2 separate regions of the Homo sapiens genome follow, and region 2 is linked to region 1. A link is an interaction called in ENCODE POLR2A ChIA-PET data of the cell type or tissue named here. Cell type or tissue: MCF 10A. All regions are shown on one strand. Region 1 has its middle 23 kb from the start of C1orf21-DT. Region 2 overlaps C1orf21 (chromosome 1 open reading frame 21).

Region 1 (4,000 bases):
TGGGACTACAGGTGTGAGCCACCTTGCCTGGCTAGTTAGGATGCTTTTGACTGTAAGAACAGAAAATCCACCAGAAGTGGCTTAGACAATAAGGGCATTTATTACCTCACATAACAATAAAGTCTTGAAGTCAGGTGATTTTGGGGTTTTAAATTCAGCTCAGAGTTCACTGGGGATCCAGATTCTTCCCATCTGTGATGGCTAATTTTTTGTGTCAACTTGACTGGGTAAGGAATACCCAGGTAGGTGACTAAACATTATTTTTGGGTGTGTTTGTGAGAGTGTTTCTGGAAGAGATGAGCATTTGAATCAGTGCACTAAGTAAAGAAGATCTGCCCTCACCATTGTGGGCAAGTATCATCCAATCCACTGAATGCCCACTGAATAGCAGAGTGAATTCTCTCCCTGTCTGTTTCTTTTTGAGATGGAGCCTCACTCTGTCACCCAGGCTGGAGTGCAGTGGCACAATCTTGGCTTACTACAGCCTCCACCTCCCGGGTTCAAGTGATTCTCCTGCCCTAGCCTCCCAAGTAGCTGGGATTATAGGCATGCACCACCACCTCTGGCTAATTTTTTTTTTTTTTTTTTTTTTTTGGTACAGACGGGATTTCACCATGTTGGCCAGGCTGGTCTTGAACTCTTGACATCAAGTGATCCGCCTACCTTGGCCTCCCAAAGTGCTGGGATTACAGGCATGAGCCACCATGCCCAGCCTCTCCCTGTCTCCTTGATCTGAGACATCCATTTTCTCCCACCCTTGGACATCACAGCTCTTGGTTCTGGGGCCTTCTGACTCTGGGACTTACACTAGCTCCACCTCCCACTGTCCCTCCCTTGACCTTGAGAACACTCCGGGTTCTCAGGCTTTTGGCCTCGGAGTGGGAGTTACATCACCAGGAGTCAATTTCCTGGTTCTCCAGCTTGCCGTTGGCAGATCTTGGAACTTGTAGGCCTCTATAATTGTGTGAGCCAAGTTTCATTATATGTCTCCTCTTACATCTCTCTATATTTCTCTCTATATATGTTTCTCTGGAGAACCTAATAAACCATCTTTCTATTACACCATCCTCATTGTGTTAGCTTTTGGCTCCAGGCATATTCACTCATGGTTTCAAGGTGGCTACAGCAGCCCTGAGCATCATATCCACACAAAAGTATCCAATGGCCTAAGAAGAAACATCTTTATATTTCTTTTGAACAGCAAACAGAACTTTCCAGAAGCTCCTCCCGCAGAGTCCTCTATGCAAACACTAATGAAGCCACCACCTTGCTGAGAAGACTTGCCCTCGATCCCTCCTGCTCACACGATCAATCGTGCCTTACTCACGAAGCCTCAGGGCTGCATGGTGCCAAGCTCGGGCACTCATCTGCCTGCCTGTCCCAGGCCTGTGGGCTGTGTGTCACCTGTGCTAAGGCCCTGGGCTCAGAGAGCTTCCATCCGAGCTGGAAGCAACACTGCAGAGAAGCTAAATAGCCCACCCCAGCCTCTGCCGGGGACCCAGGAGGAAGCAGTAACGGCGAGGTGTGCAGCCACGGGGGCTGGTGAGGTAAGAGCACCCCCATATCCAGGTGAGGACAAAGTCATCCATGGGACATGTAGCTCTAGAATAAGGCTATTTGCACCAGGAGTTTTCAAGCCATTTTGCTTCAGAGCTCGTTTTGCAGCAGCAAACTCCAGGCCAGAGCCCAGACCTCAGCTGTACTGTGTTCTGTGTGCAGGGAAGCCCATGAACTTTGACAGCTATGGAGACATACATGTCCCTGCTGTGATCCTGAAGACCTTCCTGTGAGAGCTGTCCCAACTGCTGCCCATCTTTGAGGCCTGCAGACTTCCCCTTGCAGAAGTCCCCCTGCAGACTTCCTGTCAAAACAAGAAGTATCATTGGCCAGAATTGTGGGTCGCATGCTTATTCCTAAACCAATGACTGGAAAGGAAATGGAATTATCATGATTTGTCCAACCACTGAGATTCAACCCCTGGGGCTGGGGAGAAGGCCAGCCTCCCCTGAAGAATTTGGCTGTTTGATTCCTGAACAAATGGGAATACCTATAACAAGAAAACGGGGCAGTAGTTGATGGTAGAGGGAATGGATGTAAGGTGGGCAACTAGAGGGTCTGCCACAGCAGAGGTACAAGGCAGAAGCACTTCCATGCAAAGAGCAACTCCAGCTACGGGATCCTTCTCTGATGACCACTGGGCTTGACCTTGCTTCACAGATGAGCTTCTCTTACAGGAATGAGTTTTGCTGATCTTTAAGATAGCTTCTGAGGACACTCTGTGCTGTATATTCTGCTTGTTCATATTACACCACCTTGACCTGAAGCCAAATTATGCATAAGAGTTATAAAATGGTTTATGGCTAGGCAGGCAAGCTGATGTCATTTGTCAAATGTGGCACTCTAGAATTATCCTACCAGTATAAAACCATACAAAGGCTTTTCCACAGAATATTTATAGGAAAAATGTGCTTTTGCAACAAGAATGAATCACCCTACAACTTACTCCATTTGGAATAATGAAATAAGGAACCAGCCTGTTGGGCAATGGTGAGGGGAGTAAGAAAATGGTAACCAGTGAAGATGTCTTTCAGGTTTAACCTCAGTGAACAAATTTGGGTGGTGCTTCTTGAGTTGGTCCTTCCTTGTAAAACGGAAATTATAAGCTTCTTCGAAACGGAGAAGTTTGATTTCCCATATGCAAACTACTCAGAAGTAGATGGGACCATATAAATACGCTTCAAGAAAATATTTCCAGGATACCTAACTTGGTGCTTTATATGTAGTACTGTATAGTCATCCTTTGATTAATTGATTGTCGTGGAATTCCTTCAAGAAATTATCAAAACAAGAAGATTCTCAAGTATTGCATACCTTGGCAATATTATTAGCACTAAATCTTTCTTTGCAGATACAAAAACTATCTCTCAGATTTATACCAGTGGTTTTCAGCTATGGCTGCCCATTGAATCACCTGCAGGACTTTAAACAAAGGATGCCTAGTCCCGCCCCCAGAGTTTCTGATTTGATATAGGGTAAAGCCTGGGTATTGAAATGTTTTAAAGGTGATTTTAATATGCAACCGCTGTTGAATGCCTGCATCAGAATCACCCAGAAGGCTTATTACTATACGGATTACTGGGCCCAACTTGAGAATTTCTGATTCAGTAGGTTTGGGATGGGGCCCGAGAATTTGCATCTTTGAACAAATTCCCAAAAGACGTTGATGCTGCTGGTTAGGGGACTACACTTTGAGAACCACTGATCTACAGCGGGGTTCAGCAAACTGCAGGTTGTGGGTCCAGTCTGGCTAGAGGCTTTTGTATAGCCCATGAGCTCAGAATGATTTTACATTTTAAAACGTAAAGAAGGCAAAAAAAGGTAAAGGTGTAAAGAAACAAAACCAAAACAACAACAATAGCAAAAACAAAGAAGAATATACAACAGATACCCTGCAGCCCACAAAGCCTAAAGTATTGACTATCTGGGCTTTTACAAAAAATGTTTGCTTGAGCCCTGCTCTAAAGGATCATGAGTTCTCATGGAAGAAAAGTAAGATTCTTAAGGAGAAGGGAAAAGCTTTGGTGGGAAAATTTGTTTTGGTAGGCATGGGGGAAACTCTAAACCCAGCTGTGAGATTTTTAACCCCCTACTATGTGCCAGGGGAGTGGCATAATTTCATTTAATCTTGACAACAATACAGTTAGTATCACTCCCTCTTTTATGGATCAGAAAATGGAGGCTCAAGAGATATTAACTTGCTAGTATATAAAGTTACTAAAGTCATAGAACTATTGAGGTAGGAGATGAGACACGACTCTGGAGGTTGGGCTCAGACACCAGACCAAATTGAGGACTAGCTAAAACAGGGAAAGGGTAGAAACAGCTTTCCATAGGACATGCCCTCCAGTGTGCCATGTCAGTTTACCATTGCCATGCAACACATCAGAGTTACCTCCCCTTTCCATGGCAACAACCTCACCACCTGAAAGTTACCACCCTT
Region 2 (4,000 bases), 54 kb before region 1:
TTCACCTCTTCAACAGCACCAAACAACAGAAAGACCCCTTGGACATATTATGGAAAGCCTCTAGAGTGCAGTTTACTCATGTAAAGAAAACATGGCCCAAGAACACACAGACACATATACACACACAAAAAAGAAGCTGTACTTTTATAACAAAACATATGGTCATTCTTACAAAATCATTCTGACATTGTGATAGCCAAACCAACAGTAGTAGAATGTGAAACAGGAACTGGCATGAGCTACTAAATTCAACATCAGTCTCCCTGAAGACCTGCTACATGACCAGGAGAGCCTCAGACCTCTTCACTAAGCCTCAACAAACTGGTGCTGCCACCAAGCCTTCTGTAGTGCCTGAGGATATTGACATTAAATGAGAAAAATCTGTGTCAAAATTAATGAATCCACAAAAGAAAGGCATTCTGTAAATTCAAGTATTTCTTGATCACAAACAAGTTCTGAGGAGTAGTGTGAGAGCCATTTCACAAGCCCAACAGAGCAAAACCTAAGTCAAGTCAGACAGCTAAGTCCAGCAGTTCCCAGAGCGCAGAAGAAAAGTTATAACTTCGCCGGGCACAGTGGTTCAAGCCTGTAATCACAGCACTTTGAGAGGCCAAGGCAGGTAGATTGCTTCAGCCCAGGAGTTCAAGACCAGACTGGGCAACATGGTGAAACCCTATCTCTACAAAAAACATACAAAAAAATTAGCCAGGCATGGTGGCACATGCCAGCTATTTGGGAGGCTGAGGTGGGAAGATCACCTGAGCCCAGGAGGCAAGGCTGCAGTGAGCCATGATGGCGCCACTGCATTCCAGCCCTGGGAGACAGAGTAAGACCCTATCTCCAAAAAATAAAGAGAAGTTATGATAACTCTATTGGAGGTTCTTTCCTCTGATTCAGCACAGTGGTGGACCAAAGTTTTAGTTGATGACAGGCCACAAAGGAGACAGGATCTATGAGCAAAAGTTTCCAGAAGGGTCAGCTTCTCTTCAGGAAAGGGGAAATACTCCAAACCAGTCACTCACTTATTTGGCTAAGAATAGGGACTGTGTGGTTAGGCAAGGGTGGGAATGCCCACTCAGAGGCTACCATCACCACCTTAACCAACTCCTGAACCAAAGACATTGAAAGGAGAGGGAGGTCAGCAAAGAGTTCTGCTGCCCCCACACATTCATGCAGCGATACCCCATCCCCTGTCAGACCTGGCCTTATCCCAACACATTGATTATGTCTTCTATACAAACTCCCACAGTGGTTTCTCCACCAGATACAGCATAAGAAAACATTTGCTTTCACCATTCCAAGATGGGAGGTGGCAAGCTCAGTGACTAGAGAAAGCGGGAGAAGAAGAATCTGGCATTCTGATGTTTGAAACTGCCTGATTCAGATGAAATATCTTCTACTGCAAGGTATCATGTGAATAACTGAAGTTTTTCTTTTACTTGTTCGTTCTATATTTTGAGTTTAAAGATGCAAAGTTAGATTACACACAAACACCAAGAATTCCTTTTGTGATAAGTGCTAAAAACCTCAAATTTTAAATCCCTGCTTAAACTGTGTTAAATAAGATACCAAACCTAAAGTCTAAATTTTTGAGGTCTATAATTTGCAGATATTTTTACTTTATTGTAGTGTAAAATAAACAAGCTGGGTTAAATTAAAAGCCTTCACAAGCATTCCGTAGCTACTCTGAGAGCTATCTTGACACATGGATGTCTTTGGGGGAGGGGTGTATTTCAGATCTAACTGTACTTAAAAAATAGCATTGTCGCTATGGAAGCAGCTCTAAATTTTGACCGTTTTTCCTTATGCTAGCAAAGGCCATTTTCTTTTTATGCAGCTTTTCTTTTCACTGAAAAGGGCTCTGACAGTAATCCTCTGAGTCTGCAGCATGTCCTGCCTTGCCTACAGTCACCCTTCCCTCTTAGTGTCAAGCACTGCTCTTTCGACTGAGCCAAAAACAGGAGAGTATAAATCACCTGGAATTTACACACACACACCCCACAAGAGATTTTCATTCATTCAATCATTCCTTCCTTGAAGGAATCATAGGCAATACCCATTCAGGTCCTTGTCACTAAACTGGCCTAATTCCAATCTCCTGTTTCTCAGACCCTTCATTGGCAACTTTTCCATCAAAATCGTCAAGTAAGTGTGACCAATTTTTGTTTTAAAACAAATGTGTCAGGAATTTTATGTCTAAGAGTGGTCATCTTTAGAAACTAGCATTTCTTCCAGTAACACGATGAAAAACATTGCTCCATTATGTTTGAAACACTTCCTTCTGAGCTGCCTCCGAAGTCTGTGTCCCATTCCAATAGGTCAGGGATGATTATCATTCTTTGAAGATATATTTCATTCTGGGAAGCAACAACAGGCATTCAGAGACAACCCTGCCAAATAAGGTAGGTGATCATGCTGAGTAATACTGCTTTTCATAAAAATGAGGTGTAGCCCTTAAGCAATGAAACCAGTTTTCTCATGAGGATCATTACCTGACTTTGAAGGGAAATTCAAGAGTTCCAAAAGTGATTTGTGCTGGACATTTTTGCTTTTTTTTAATTTTAAGCAATGACAAATTATTTGGGATTAGTATAAAAAATCACCAAAGCTACTTGGAAGACAGCATTTCCCACTTAGACACACATAGGCACATATATAATAAATTAAATTAAATTAAATTAATGATTTCTGTCAACTGCCTTCTAACATTTTGATTAATTTTCATAAAATTTTATTTTTTCCCATTGTAATTCTTATAGGTTAAAATCATCCACTGCAATGGAAACAAAATCTTAAAATACATGATTCCTTCAAGGAACAAATTACTGAATGAGTAAAAGTCTTATTTAAAATCTTAGAATAAAATAGCTTTAGAAAGCACTCATCCAAAAAAAACATTTATGGAGCAAATACTAGTGAAGAAAGAGATATTCAGTTTGCCAGGGGTGACCATCTAGATAGCCTTTCAATAAATCATCTCTTTAGGAAGATGATTTTGTTCCTATGAAGATGTGGTTTGGTTCATCTCTGGCAATCCTTTTTGCCTAGGACTGTTCTTACATGTTATCCAAATTGTTTTCACTAAGTGGAAGGGAATAAGGTTCCCGATTATATTCCTGAGAAGATGTAGAAAGGATCTTCCTACTCTATGTTCTAATTCTAAGAAAAAGTTTCTTTTGCAATGATGGGATCAACACTTCTATCCTGTGGCAGTTCAGGGGACATTGTCAATATTAAAACCTGTAAAACAGGTAATCAGTGCTGCAGGAGAAGGATGAATCCAAAATCTTCGATTTGCACATTCAAGTCAATTTGCCATAAGTAGGCCTAATAGACTTTTGAAGGTACAGACTTGGAAATAAGGTGTTGCTGTAACTAATACCTAAAAATATAGGAGGTGGCTTTCTAACTTCATTGAGCTTCACTCCATGATGCTTCCAATAATTTCCTTTCTCTTCTGTTTCATTTTTTTAATGCTTTTCAAAATCTACTAAATTGATTTAATGACTCATTAATAGGTCACCTCCCACAGTTTGGAAAGCACTGACCTACGCCATGTGTTTTTGGCAATGTGGCTCACAGACCACCTCCATCAGAACAGAACACGCAAAATAAGCAAATTTCAGGGCTCCATCCCAGACCTACTGAACAGATTATCTGTTAGTAAAACCCAGGAACTGTTGCTTCAATTATCTTCCTAGATGATTCTGATGTGCACTTAAGTTTGAAAACTAGTCTAGACACTTACCGAGTAAGGAGTCAAAAGAAGAAGGTCCAAAGAGGCTAAGTGATTTTTTACTGTCACATTCCTAATTAGTAGTAAAGCCAACAGGAGAGGTCCTTGCCTCCTGGCTTCCTGGTTAGTGTTCTTTAAACACATAAACTTGGGCTACCTATGCCCATCTCCAATGCAACACCCCACAACTTTACTCAACGGCCACGCTCCAGTGCCTGGAACAATGTCATGTTGAGTGAGGGTCAGGAGGAACCAAAGGAAGGT

The links. Peaks named below come from ENCODE experiments on the same cell type or tissue, not always from the same donor. Only the 100,000 strongest peaks of a DNase experiment are listed, where the experiment ranks them.
Region 2: POLR2A ChIA-PET joins it to region 1 with 8 read pairs; 1 of 35 experiments calls an interaction of 5 or more read pairs at or near these places.

What each region holds. Positions count from the first base shown.
Region 1 is chr1:184,361,376-184,365,375 of GRCh38, reverse strand. No RefSeq gene overlaps it. Among named protein-coding and RNA genes, the nearest start is that of C1orf21-DT, 23 kb to the left of the region's middle. RefSeq lists enhancers at 911-1,411, 1,412-1,912. In MCF 10A, no CTCF peak of the experiment used is centred here; DNase peaks (open chromatin) are centred at 865 and 2,375.
Region 2 is chr1:184,415,078-184,419,077 of GRCh38, reverse strand. The region is part of intron 1 of C1orf21 (chromosome 1 open reading frame 21); the gene reads right to left. Among named protein-coding and RNA genes, the nearest start is that of C1orf21, 30 kb to the right of the region's middle. In MCF 10A, no CTCF peak of the experiment used is centred here; a DNase peak (open chromatin) is centred at 2,387.